2 separate regions of the Homo sapiens genome follow, and region 1 is linked to region 2. The links are chromatin contacts, found by Hi-C or POLR2A ChIA-PET in ENCODE. All regions are on one chromosome and are shown on one strand. Each heading gives the region's core, a stretch centred on a gene start or an enhancer-like site at or near the end of the contact. The rest is flanking DNA. Distances are from core to core; before and after follow the strand shown. Region 1 overlaps UBAC2 (UBA domain containing 2). Region 2 has its middle 39 kb from the start of DOCK9-DT.

What was found. A loop is a pair of places that touch in the nucleus more often than their neighbours do. ChIA-PET counts read pairs that join two places held with the same protein, here RNA polymerase II (POLR2A). Pooled maps may share reads with other maps.
Region 1: a loop to region 2 is called in a pooled map, with 2.2 times the contacts of the local background. The contact joins two enhancer-like sites. A Hi-C loop is called at or near these places in 4 of 50 pooled maps. POLR2A ChIA-PET finds 5 or more read pairs at or near these places in 2 of 52 experiments (activated CD4-positive, alpha-beta T cell and activated CD8-positive, alpha-beta memory T cell).

The regions. Positions count from the first base shown.
Region 1 is chr13:99,278,295-99,284,278 of GRCh38, forward strand. The region is part of intron 4 of UBAC2 (UBA domain containing 2); the gene reads left to right. Among named protein-coding and RNA genes, the nearest start is that of GPR18, 23 kb to the left of the region's middle. Within about 2 kb of position 4,382, at least 24 of the 41 ENCODE cell types and tissues checked have a DNase peak (open chromatin) inside an H3K27ac peak, as active enhancers do.
Region 2 is chr13:99,044,262-99,050,327 of GRCh38, forward strand. It overlaps a transcript of DOCK9 not described here. Among named protein-coding and RNA genes, the nearest start is that of DOCK9-DT, 39 kb to the right of the region's middle. Within about 2 kb of position 2,135, at least 24 of the 41 ENCODE cell types and tissues checked have a DNase peak (open chromatin) inside an H3K27ac peak, as active enhancers do.

The DNA of each region.
Region 1 (5,984 bases), core at 3,132-5,631, 240 kb after region 2:
CATGTGGCAATAGAGTTGGTACCAGGCAGTGGTATTCACTTTCTCGGGCGCGTGAAGGGATTGCCTGTCTGGAGGTGAGGGCTAGTCAGAGAGTAGCAGCACACCTACAATCATCTGTGGTCATCTCGAATTGCAACCGTTGGAGTATTTTTAAGGGAAGTGGGTATTGTGGGCAAAGTTAGCAATAAGTGACAGTTAGCTTTCTAAATTATTGTGTCTCTGCTTTGAATTTGGGCTAAATAGCCAACATATAAATAATCATCATAGCTTGAAAAATGATCAGTGTCTTTAAAAGTGAAAAAAAGTGATATTTCTCAACCTAAAAATAGGACTACCTGGATCTCCAAATTTGAAGCGATCACATTAACATGTTTGGAATAATAGATTAGATAAGTTGAATGGATAGATATTTTAGATATCTTCTCTCCTTTAATTCCTATTTAAAAAATAAACTTTGTTGATAGGGTTATATCTGTTTTACTGGTACGAAAACATTTTTAGAGAGACTAAGAAATCTGTCCAGGAACATATAACTCAGTTGAAATTTTAACCTACATCACTTGAATCTAAAACCGCCATGCCTCCAAGTCAAGGTAAAGCAACAGAAACTGTCAGGCTTATGGTTCCTCATGATCATCAGTTTGCAGAGAATTATATTTCTGAGTATTGATTATAACAAATGTGTGTGAATGTTGACTTTCCTTCATGAGTTACTCAGTATTTATACTGAGAAAAGTAGACTTTAGTCTGCTGTTGTGTAGCCAAAGCCTTTGGATTTTAAGCTGTTCCCTTTCTCCTTCCTTTTCCCACCTCCCTCTCGGCTTGCCACCTCTTTTCTCCTTTTCCCCCTTTTCTTACCCCTTTATCTCCCCTGCTTTTGCACTGATCCCCACTCCTCTTCCCCTCCCAACAGTACCTACTGGTTTGGTTAGCCCTACCGGGGATTTTAGTAAATAAATACTTAAATGCTTGAATGTGATTGCACAGAGCAAAGTTGACTAATAAAAAGTTGATCAAAATTTGTATCTAGAATGAAGGATGTGAGAGAATAAACTGCCACCATTCAAGTGTTTCAAGAGAAGCTTAAAGGTAATTTTTTGCAGAAGCTGTCTTTGACTACCCCCACCCTCAGACTAGGTCACAGTCTCTTGTGATATGCTTTCTTAGAACATTTTTCTTTCTTATAGCACTCATCACTATAGATAGTAAATAAGATGTAACAAATGATTTGATACCTGCCACCTCCACTAGAATACAGACTTTGTGCCAGGAGGAGACTGTGTTAGTTTGTCTCACTAATGATGCCTCACTGCCTTAGCCTGTTCAGGCTCCTCTAACAAAATGCCCTAGACTGTGTGACTTATAAACAACCGAAATTTATTTCTCACAGTTCTGGAGGCTGAGAAGTCCAGGATCAAGGCACTGGCAGATTTGGTGTTTGGGGCTGTCTTTTCGTGGTGTCCTCACATGGCAGAAAGCAGAGAGTTCAATGGGTTCCCTTTTATAAGGGCACTAATCCTATTTGTGAAGACTCTACCCTCATGACCTAATCACCACTCAAAAGCCCCACCTCCTAAGAGCATCACACTGGGGGTTAGGATTTTAACATGTGAATTTGGAGAGGACAGAAACATTCAGTTGATAGCACTTGGTTAGCATAGTGGCTCCCACATAGTGGACACAACTGTGAGATGGATGGATTGATAGAGCAAATAGATTAATGAAAAGTATTTGATCTTTTGATTTCATCTCCTTTGGTTTGGACTATTGCTGTAGCCTCCTAACTGTTCTCCCTGTCACCATCTCAATGCCATCATCTGCACTGCCCCACTCCCCTAATTTTATCTACAAAGGAGATCTGGTCTTATTCCTTTACACCTTGAGAAATCTCCTATGGCTTCCTCCTGCTGTTTTATAAAGTTTAACTTGCTTGTGACACACCTCAGAGCTCCAGCCAATCTTCCCAGCCTCATTTTCTGTCATTCCTTCCTTGTACTCTGCATGTCAGCTAAATTGCATTACTCACTACTGCCTGTCACGCATACATCATTACAGATTTCTCTGGATTCATTTATTACGACAATTGTGGTTACAACATCCCTTCTCCCCTTTGCTTGACAAACTTCTACCAAGAAAACAAGGAGAACTTCAAGTGTCCCCTTGGGTAGCTCTGCTCCACGAAACCCTGCTCCAGCCAGAGTTGGAATTAACCTCTCCTTCCTTCTTGCTCCCAGTTAACTTTGTGCTTGTAAGTTATGTGAAACATTCATTACTTGAGATGGTAATTATTTACCTAATTGACCACTCTCTCAACTGGATGCTTTTGAAAGAGCAGGATCTTACTCTCTCTTACAGCTCCCTCAGCATGGAGTAGTGAAGAGTGTTCTTTAATACCAAAGGGACAAAGAAAGCTGACTGGGATCGGTCTGCCACATGCTAGTTGCTTCAGTTATTTTTTTGCACTAAATTATTGTGTCTCTGCTAATGTCCTTTTTCCTTTCTTCCTTCCCTCCCTTCTTCCTTCCTTCTTCTTTCCCTCTCTCTCTCTCTCTCTCTCTCTTTCTCACTCAGTAAGCTACCTCAAATCTGTTACTTAAGAGAAAAATGTAGGCTGGGCGTGGTGGCTCACGCCTGTAATCCCATCACTTTGGGAGGCCGAGGCAGGCAGATCACTTGAGGTCAGGAGTTTGAGACCAGCGTGGCCAACATAGTGAAACTCCATCTCTGCTAAAAATACAAAAATAAGCCAGGTGTGTTGGCGGGCACCTGTAATCCCAGCTACTTGGGAGGCTGAGGCAGGAGAATAGCTTGAACCCAGGAGGCAGAGGAGGTTGCAGTGAGATGAGATCACACCATGGTACTCCAGCCTGGGTGACAGAGCGAGACTCCATCTCAAAAAAAACAAAACAAAACAAAACAAAAAAAAACAACAGCAACAACAAAAAAGTATAAAAGTTGAATTTCACATTTGGGTTCAGTGATTTTTTTTTTTAAGGATTGAAATGTGGACTTATAAAATCATTTCCAGCATCTTACCTAAGAGAGAAGCATATAATCCATTCATTCTTATATTCACAAGATATCTCCTTTCTCAACCAAAAAGTTCTCACACTTTGGGCTCAGTTCAGTATTTGGGTGTTGGATACCATGTGTCCGGCATTGTACTTGGTACTATGTCACCTTGGTAGTCAGCAAGCACACGCCAGGCTCATCCCAGACACTCTGCAGGTGTGCCACTTTCTCTCCTTAGAACAGCCCTGGAAGGTGAGAACTCGCATCTACTTTGAGGAAACAGGCTCAGAAACCTTCAGCGCTATTTTCTATAAATTGATAAAAGAAAAATCATGATGTTAGAAGATACATAACAAGAGGAAGAGGCTTTTCTTGTCTCACTTATGTCTTGACATTGCCTGAGGACTGATTAGGAACTGAGATTGCCAATCATTTTAACAAGATTTTAGTAATGTTTGAAGATCTGTGCCTTCTGAATCAAAGTGGCGTGCAGAGGTACTTACCTTATGGATTGCTGGCTAATTGTGAAAGGAGACTCAGGCTTTTAACACTGCAGGAATTTCAAACTGCGGTCTCAGTGGCCAGAGTGTCTTACCAGGGAGCAGACCTAATGTATCCAGTTTAAAAGGGCGTGTAAGCTGTTGCCAGAAGTCTACATGAAGCCACATGATAAGTGATTTTGTATTTGAACATGAAGGGCAGTGGCATCATTGACCTAAGCTAGAGTTTCCTCACCCTCAGCACTTTTGACATTTTAGTTGCATAACCCTTTGCGGTGGGGGCGGTCCCGTGCACTGCAGGGTGGCTGGCAGCATCACTGGCCTCCACCCAGTGTATGCTGTTAGCAAAACCTCCTTTCCCCAGTCTTACCCCAGTCATGACAACTAAAAATGTCTCCAGATAATGCCAAATGACACTTGGGGGGCAAAATCACCCATGATGGAGAGTCATGACATGCATGATGCTGGGTGGTAGATAGAACCCTGGAAAGAGTTAGCCCACACCCTTGAGGAGCTCATGACCTAGGAAGCTTGTTGAGAACTTTTGACTAGGTAGAATATTTCTAGTAGTTGACTGAAATAGCTTTGGTTGAGGCTATTAGTAAAAATTTGTTTTAAAGAGGTTTAACATCTGTTTTCATTTCTGCTTTTCTGAGTTGCTTTGCTGCTCAATTCCTTTTATTTTAGCTGTCTTCCTCTTGGGACTTCAAACATTTGAGTGTGTCAAAATTTCCAGTCTAATAGGAAATATGTTTTGTTCAAAAAGAAATAAAGATATTTATAACTGTTGGGCTAGAATGATGGAAGTTTAACGCTGGTTAAGTGAGACTCAGGTAACAGACAGCAAAGGAGATACTTTAATAGTGAAGGGAACTTGAAGTCTGGTTGTATTCAAGATTCACTTCCTGTTCTTGTTTATCACTGGAAAGTTGCACCTTGTGAAAGATTTTAGATTTAGATCATTGTATTGTTCTAAGAAAAAAAATTCAAAATGCTAACCATGTCTTGGTAACTATAGCAAAATATACAGCACACAAAAATAATCTCATACCTGTCTTAGGGTTGGATTTTTTGGTATATGTTATGTGTTGAGTTCTGAAATATCTAATGTGCTTGAAATCTAATGTGCTTTTGTTATCTGAACTAAAGGAAAAAGGCTTTGTCAGTTACAAGAGAATAGGCATCCCTGTTTTGGCTGGATTGTTAGTTGAAGTAATAGAATGAATTCTGGCTGATTCAGCAGAAAGGGAATTTATTAAAGTAGCTCAGAGAATATTTAGGAAGGCAAATAATCAGTCATGGGTACACCAGAGCTAGAATCAACACTTTACAGTTCTCTCTCCTAAAATTATTTTGTTTACTTACTTAATGTTTAATATTGGCTTCTAGGATGTAGGATTCAGAGAGCAACTTGGTCTGTGTGGTTTTCAGCTGTTATTCCAGTGTGTAGAATAGCAGCTGGTTCATAGAGACACTTGATAATTATTTGCTGTATAAATAAATGACAATACCAAGGATAGGTTTGTTAATATCAGTGACAATATGAAGGAAAAATATGGAGTAACATTATGAAATGTTAACATTACGCATTCCATTTGGAGATTTTTTTTTGACAGCAGGATTTACCCTTTCTCTTAAGAAATCTTAATAAATTTATATTGAACAATTTTGTACCGTAGAGCCTTGTTTGACATATGTTCCTGATTTAAATGAATAGCCAGATTTAAATGAATAGCCACAAGCAGACTTGCAAGAGTAGATGTTGCTATTGCTGTGTTCTACATGAGAAAGCTGAGGGTCTGAGGATTGAGTCACTAAGTGACGGCTACTTAAGTGGCAAGCCTGGATGGAAACTCATGCCTGTCTGAATTGTGGCTCAGACATTTCCTTAATGCCTTAATGCCACCTTTTTTTTTTTTTTTTTTTTTTTTTTTTTTTTTTTTTTTGAGACTGAGTCTTGCTCTTTTACCCAGGCCAGAGTGCAGTGGTGCTATCTCGGCTCACTGCAGCCTCTGCCTCCCGGGTTCAAGCTATTCTCCTGCCTCAGCCTCCTGAGTAGCTGAAATTACAGGCGTGTGCCACCACGCCCAGCTAATTTTTGTATTTTTAATAGAGACGGTGTTTCACCATGTAGGTCAGGCTGGTCTCAAACTCCTGACCTCGTGATCTGTCTGCCTTGGCCTCCCAAAGTGCTGGGATAACAGGCGTGAGCCACCACGCCTGGCCAATGCCACTTTATTTTTAAAGGTAAAACAGTCTAGTTAATGGTCACTATAGCAGGAAGCAACTTGAGCATTTTAACTTGCCAGACTGAGGCTGTGTATTTCAACTTTAGCAATGTAAATGTCCAAAGACAACTTATATGATTGTATTCAAACTTTGCTGCTAAAATAAGAAGTACAAATAAACACACAATGCAAAGAAAAAAAGTTCCAATTGGGGGGAAGTGCCCCCATGAATGGGGCCTGAAGA
Region 2 (6,066 bases), core at 885-3,384:
CTCCTGTAATTGATTCTGGTGGAATCACTGAATCAAGAACACTGCAGGCAGTGGGTCTTATTCATGTTTGTTCCCTCAGCAACCAGCAGGATGCCTGGTATACAGTAGGACATCAATAAATGCTTATTGTGAAGTTCTTGAAGCAGCAGATGCTTCCTATAGCTGAAGTATTTCAGCTTCTAGAGACCACAGATGTCTGCCACCTGGCTGAGCACCCCAGTCAGACCCACACTGATCAGGACCACCACACCATGGCAACCAGAAAGGAACACCAGACTATTATGTATGAATACCACGATCGCTTCCTAGCTCTTATTTCAAAGTGATACAGACTACTCACTAACACTTTAAAAATGTGCAAATTTTGCCACCAAAAATAAATGAATTTGGAAATACAAAAGTTTAGAACAAAAAGCTACGGAGCTAACTTAAAAGACACAAACTTTGGGCTCCCTTATTAACAATGTGTTGAAGACAAGAGCAATCATTCTCCCCAAACTATAATACAGTGCTTAAAGCCGTAAGTAAAAGAAAAACCAAAAGGACTGTCACCTGACTGTACAGCCAGGTTCTTCCATCACATGCACAAGCTCCTCCATGCCTTCCTACCCGTGTTTCTCAGGAGCAGGACAGGATTTTACCATACTGAGAGCAGAGGGGAACTCCCACCACAATTCCAGCCCATAGACATATTCACCCACAAACCATTCAGTGGTACCCAAGTCGACAGACCTTCTTCAAGAGATGTCTCACTAAGAGGATGTGGTGGAAAGGGAATCCCTGCATGCTGTTTGTGGGACTGTAAATTAGTGAAGCCACTGTGGAAAACAGTATGGGGGTTCCTTAAAAGATTAAAAATAGGACTAGCATATGATCCAGCAATCCTACTACCGGGTACTTGCCCAAAGAAAATGAAATCGCTGTGTCAAAGCGATATCTGCACTCCCATGTTCATGGCCGCACTATTCACAACAGCTAAGATATGGAATCAACCTAAGTGGCCATCAGTGGATAAATGGATAAATAAAATATGGTGTATACCGTATATACACAATGAAATATCATTCAGGCGCAAAAGAGAAAGAAATCGTCTGCAACAACATGAACATAGAGGACATCATGTTAAATGAAGTAAGCCAGGCAAAGAAAGGCTAATACTACATGACCTCACTTAGATGTAGACTCTAAAAAAGTCAAACTTACAGAAGTAGAGAGTAGAATGGTGGTTACCAGGGGCTGGGGGTGGGGTTTGGAGAGATGTTGGTAAAAAGATACAAAATTTCAGTTAGCTAGGGGGAATACAGTATAAACATGGTGACTACAGTAAATAAATAGCTGAGAGTAGAACTGAGTTCTCACCACAGAAAATGTTAAGTATGTGAAGTATTGCATGTTACTTAGCTTGATTGAACCATTCCAATTTTAAAACATCATGTTGTATACCCTAAATATACGGAATTTTTGTCAAAAAATGCATATATAAAAAGAGATGCCTCACCAGCTTAATCATCTTTTTAAAAACAAAACAAAACAAAACAAAAAAAACAGCAGCCGGGTGCGGTGGCTCACACCTGTAATCCCAGCACTTTGAGAGGCTGAGGCGGGCGGATCATGAGGTCAGGAGATTGAGACTATTCTGGCTAACACGGTGAATCCCCATCTCTACTAAAAATACAAAAAAAAAAAAAAATTAGCCGGGTTTGATGGCACGTGCCTGTAGTCCCAGCTACTCAGGAGACTGAGGCAGGAGAATGGCGTGAACCCGGGAGGCGGAGCTTACAGTAAGCTGAGATTGTGCCACTGCACTCCAGCCTGGGTGACAGAGTGAGACTCAGTCTCAAAAAAAAAAAAAAACCAGCATCACTGTGTCTAGAATTCACAAGACAACCAGGAAATATCTTAAGCAACGACAGAAAAGGCAGAAATGTATGTCCCAACACTGAGCCCAGGCTCAGCACGGGGCAGAACAAGCCGAGCGACCTCCCACCTGGCATATCTTCACTTGGAAGGTGGGACGCACACCAACAGGTTTTGCTGGAATGATGCCCTCCTGCTTTGAGTAGGAGGATCCTTAACTCCAGGGCCATAACACATTGCACAACCAAGGGCTTGGCCTGGGCTTTGCCACTCACCCATGAGATTAACAGAGGAAGTAGTTTGTTGGTTTTGAGGTTTTCAAAAGGAGGAAGGATTTTGCGCCCAGTATGCTAACCTCCTTAGCTGCGCTCCGGAAAACAGCACTTAAAGGGTTGCCCAACTTGTGGGACTTGTCTCGACAGTAAACACCTCATAGAACATGCCTGGTTATGAGGGGGCACACCTGACAGGAAAGTCCAGGACTCACAGATGAGGGGCCTTGAAGAGCCACTGTGAATCACTGCTGTGTTATCACATACTGTGTGTAAGTGCATGGGTGTAAAATAAACACACACAGCCTGGAAACCTGTTTTATTCAGAGTATAAGCTCAGATGTCAACATCTTTCTCTGCCTAGATCTATCACTTACTTTACTTTCATTCTTACATCTAACTCCTGACCTCTTAATCCTCCTGAAGACATCACCAGAAATGTCTCATACTTCATGCCTGCGTTTAAGGTACAAAGTGTAGCTTTGGATAGGTTTTTAAAAGGTTCCTGTTTAGGTTATGCTCCAAAGGAAAGCCCATCTTGACACTTCCTCTCCCATAAGGATGAGCGTGAAGAGAGCCAAAGTTGGACGAGTCCAGGTTTAATCTCCTATCTCTGATGATTAAAAGACAAAATATTTATTTAAAACACGGCCAAACAGCCACTGACATCTGTGCAATTTTTGGTGGCTATGTTGGACTATTCATGGGGGTCAAATAAATAAAAATGGCCAAGCCTATGAGTAAACTTTTCCTCATGGTAAAGTTTCCCAAGATAATGTGCTAATTGAAATACACGCCAGCTGACCCTAGAAGTAGGGCCTATTTAGAAAATTTTAAAAGTACATATTTTTTATTTCCTCAGAAACACAGCCTTTTCTGTGTATAGATTCAGGCTCTCTCTGGATGGGGCAGAGAACCACAGGCTGAGGAGTATCAGCTGCCATCGCAGCACATAAGCACGTCTGTTACCATCAGGGTCCCCAGGTTAGAATAAGGAAATTGTCTTTCTACTTTTAAACATTCTGGGGCCTAAGAACATCTTCTTAGTCTCATTTATTTTCACTCCTTAGGTGTTGTCTGAAAATAATGAAAGTCAAACTTTTTCTGAGAATCAGTGGTTCTAATCCTTTTTTTTTTTTTTTTTTTGAGACGGAGTCTCGCCCAGTCGCCTAGGCTGGAGTGCAGTGGTGCCATCCTGGCTCTCTGTAACCTCTGCCTCCCACCTTCAAGCCATTCTCCTGCCTCAGCCTCCTGAGTAGCTGGGACTACAGGTGCACACCACTATGCCCAGCTAATTTTTTTTTTAATTTTTAGTAGAGACGGGGTTTCACCATGTTAGCCAGGCCGGTCTTGAACTCCTGACTTCAGGCGATCCACCCACCTCGGCCTCCCAAAGTGCTGGGATTACAGGCAGGAGCTACTGCGCCTGGCCCTAATCTTGAAGCATCAGCCTCAAGCAACCACCTTTCCAGGAAAGTGTCCCTGGATACAAACTCAATGTATTGTTCTCCCTCCCTTTCACTGGCCTTTTACAACTCAATTCCTGCCCTCCTGTATAATACCCAACAGCAGAGCTCCTAGGAGTCAAATCCTGGGCTCTGACACAAAGTTTCACCCTGGGCAGGCCTCCAGTTTGGGGGCAGCACCAGGGACCTCAATGTCAGCAAAATCACGAATCAAACACTGATGTCCGATGACAGTTCTCACTGAGAACATATTCCATTGTATTTTAAAGTTATGGAAAATCTTCATACGGTGTTTAAAAGTGTTCATGTGCTGCTTCTTGGTTTACAGTTTTATCTGTTTTGTTTTGTTTTGTTTTGTTTCTGCCGGCTCAAAGCCAACAGCAGGATTTTCACCAAGTTTCCAGTTTTGGAGTAAGAAGCACGCCTGAAGACAGCCAACCTGGAGACAGCCTGCGTGCACCCCAGCGGAGCTTCCCCAGTTACCATTCCCCTCTGCTACTGCTCATCTTCTCATCACTCTTATTTGTCCCTACTCTAGAAAAGAAAATAAGAAGGAATTTTGAATAATGCATGCTCTGTGTTCATCAGTGTTCATTAACGTAACAAGCACATAACTAAAAATACAATAATAGGGCTTATCACGGAAAGCAAGGGTGGCCTGGCTCACCCACTCCACTCCCAGCCCTGCTCCTCGGAGGCAATTCCCTTCCATATTTTGGTGCTTCTTCCAGTGTTTGCTCTCCTCCTGCTGCCCCCATAACTGTAACATACAGATTTCTCAATTTTATCCTTTCCAAATATTTTCAACTGACTTTCTGCTATGACAAATGGGGACAGCTCACATGCAACACTCCCATCCTCACAGTGCCACTATTTCTCATTCTCTACAGTTCTCTTTGTAACTGTAAGCACTAATATACTTGTACCTTTATTATTCCATCACTGACCACTGCTCGGGACTTCCCACTTTGTTAGGTAAAGACTTCACACCAAAAAGCGAAATTCAAATCCCTGACATTAAGCTCTGCTACTAATAAACAGCAAAGCTTAATAAGCTGAATAATCATAGCTAAGTACAAATAATGAATATAATAATAATAAACAGCTGAATAAGTCTGACTGTGGAGTTCGTGTTTAATTTTTTGTTTGGTTATTTTCTGTATGGCTAAGAATGGAAAGAAAATGAATAGTTAAAAATATGTTTTGGCATTGTACAGACTTCAATCAATCACTCTGTTTTCTGGACCCAACAGAATCATCAATGACTACCCTTACTCAATTCTCTCATTACTCAAGAATTTTGGAGATGAAACCCAACTGTGAAATGAAAATTCTTAAATGGTAATACTGTTCATCTGAGTATGTTTACAGTACTTCTGAATCCACATACCTTATCACCCCTCACCTTCCAACCTCAGAATATCTGGCCAAAAGGAGGTAGCAGGCAATGCTGAAGGCTGCTCCTTGGACAGGGGCAGTGTGGTCAGCCTTGTCATCGGGAGGCATGGTGTGGCCATGGAGTAAGGACATCTTAGAAAAAGACAACTCTAGCTGGGCATGGTGGCAAACGCCTGTAGTCCCAGCTACAAAAAAAGGAAAAGAAAAGAAAAGAAAAAGACAAATCTGGACTGAGGGAGTGTGTTAAAGGCTACTGATGTAACAGCTGAAATTTTTTTTTTTAAACAGGGTCTTGCTCTGTTACCCAGGCTGGAGTGCAAAAGCACAATCATGGCTCGCTGCAGCCTCAACCTCTAGGCTCAAGTGATTCTCCTGCCTCCCACCCACATAGCTGGGACCACAGGTGTGCGCCACAGCGTTCAGCTAATTTTCTACAATTTTTTTGTAGAGACAGGGTTTCACCATGTTGCCCAGGCTGGTCTTGAACTCCTGGACTCAAAAGATACTCCCACCTCAGTCTCCTAAAGTGTTGGGATTACAGGAATGAGCAACCACACCCAGCCAATAGCTAAATTTTTGAAAGCAGGACACATACTGTATTATCAGATAATGATCCCTAACATACAAAACTGGATTTCATTAGGAAATGATTGATCTTTCCAGATAATGAATGCTGCAGGTTCTCTCCTAGGCCAACATCTTCATGACATCTAAAAATACAAGAAGCAATTATGCTATAGATTTAAAAAATTGAAATATGATATGTGAAAATACTGAAAATAACCTATGGAGCTATCAAAGTTTATGGAGGATATTTAGGTTTCAACATGTAAGATGACACCTGCTTGCATGTTGGATCCTGTCTAAAATTTCAAGCCATGGACAGCAAGTAAAAACAAATCAAAAATGGAAAGACACATAGCATGTGTAGTTTATCTATGTCACAGAGCAAAAATAACACTTTGGTAATGCTTTAATTAAAATCAAGTACCTAGAGTTCATTCCATATTTCAGGCCTGTAGGAGAAAAAAAAAGCAAAACCACTTCCCCTTGCAGTGATACACGAATGGAAA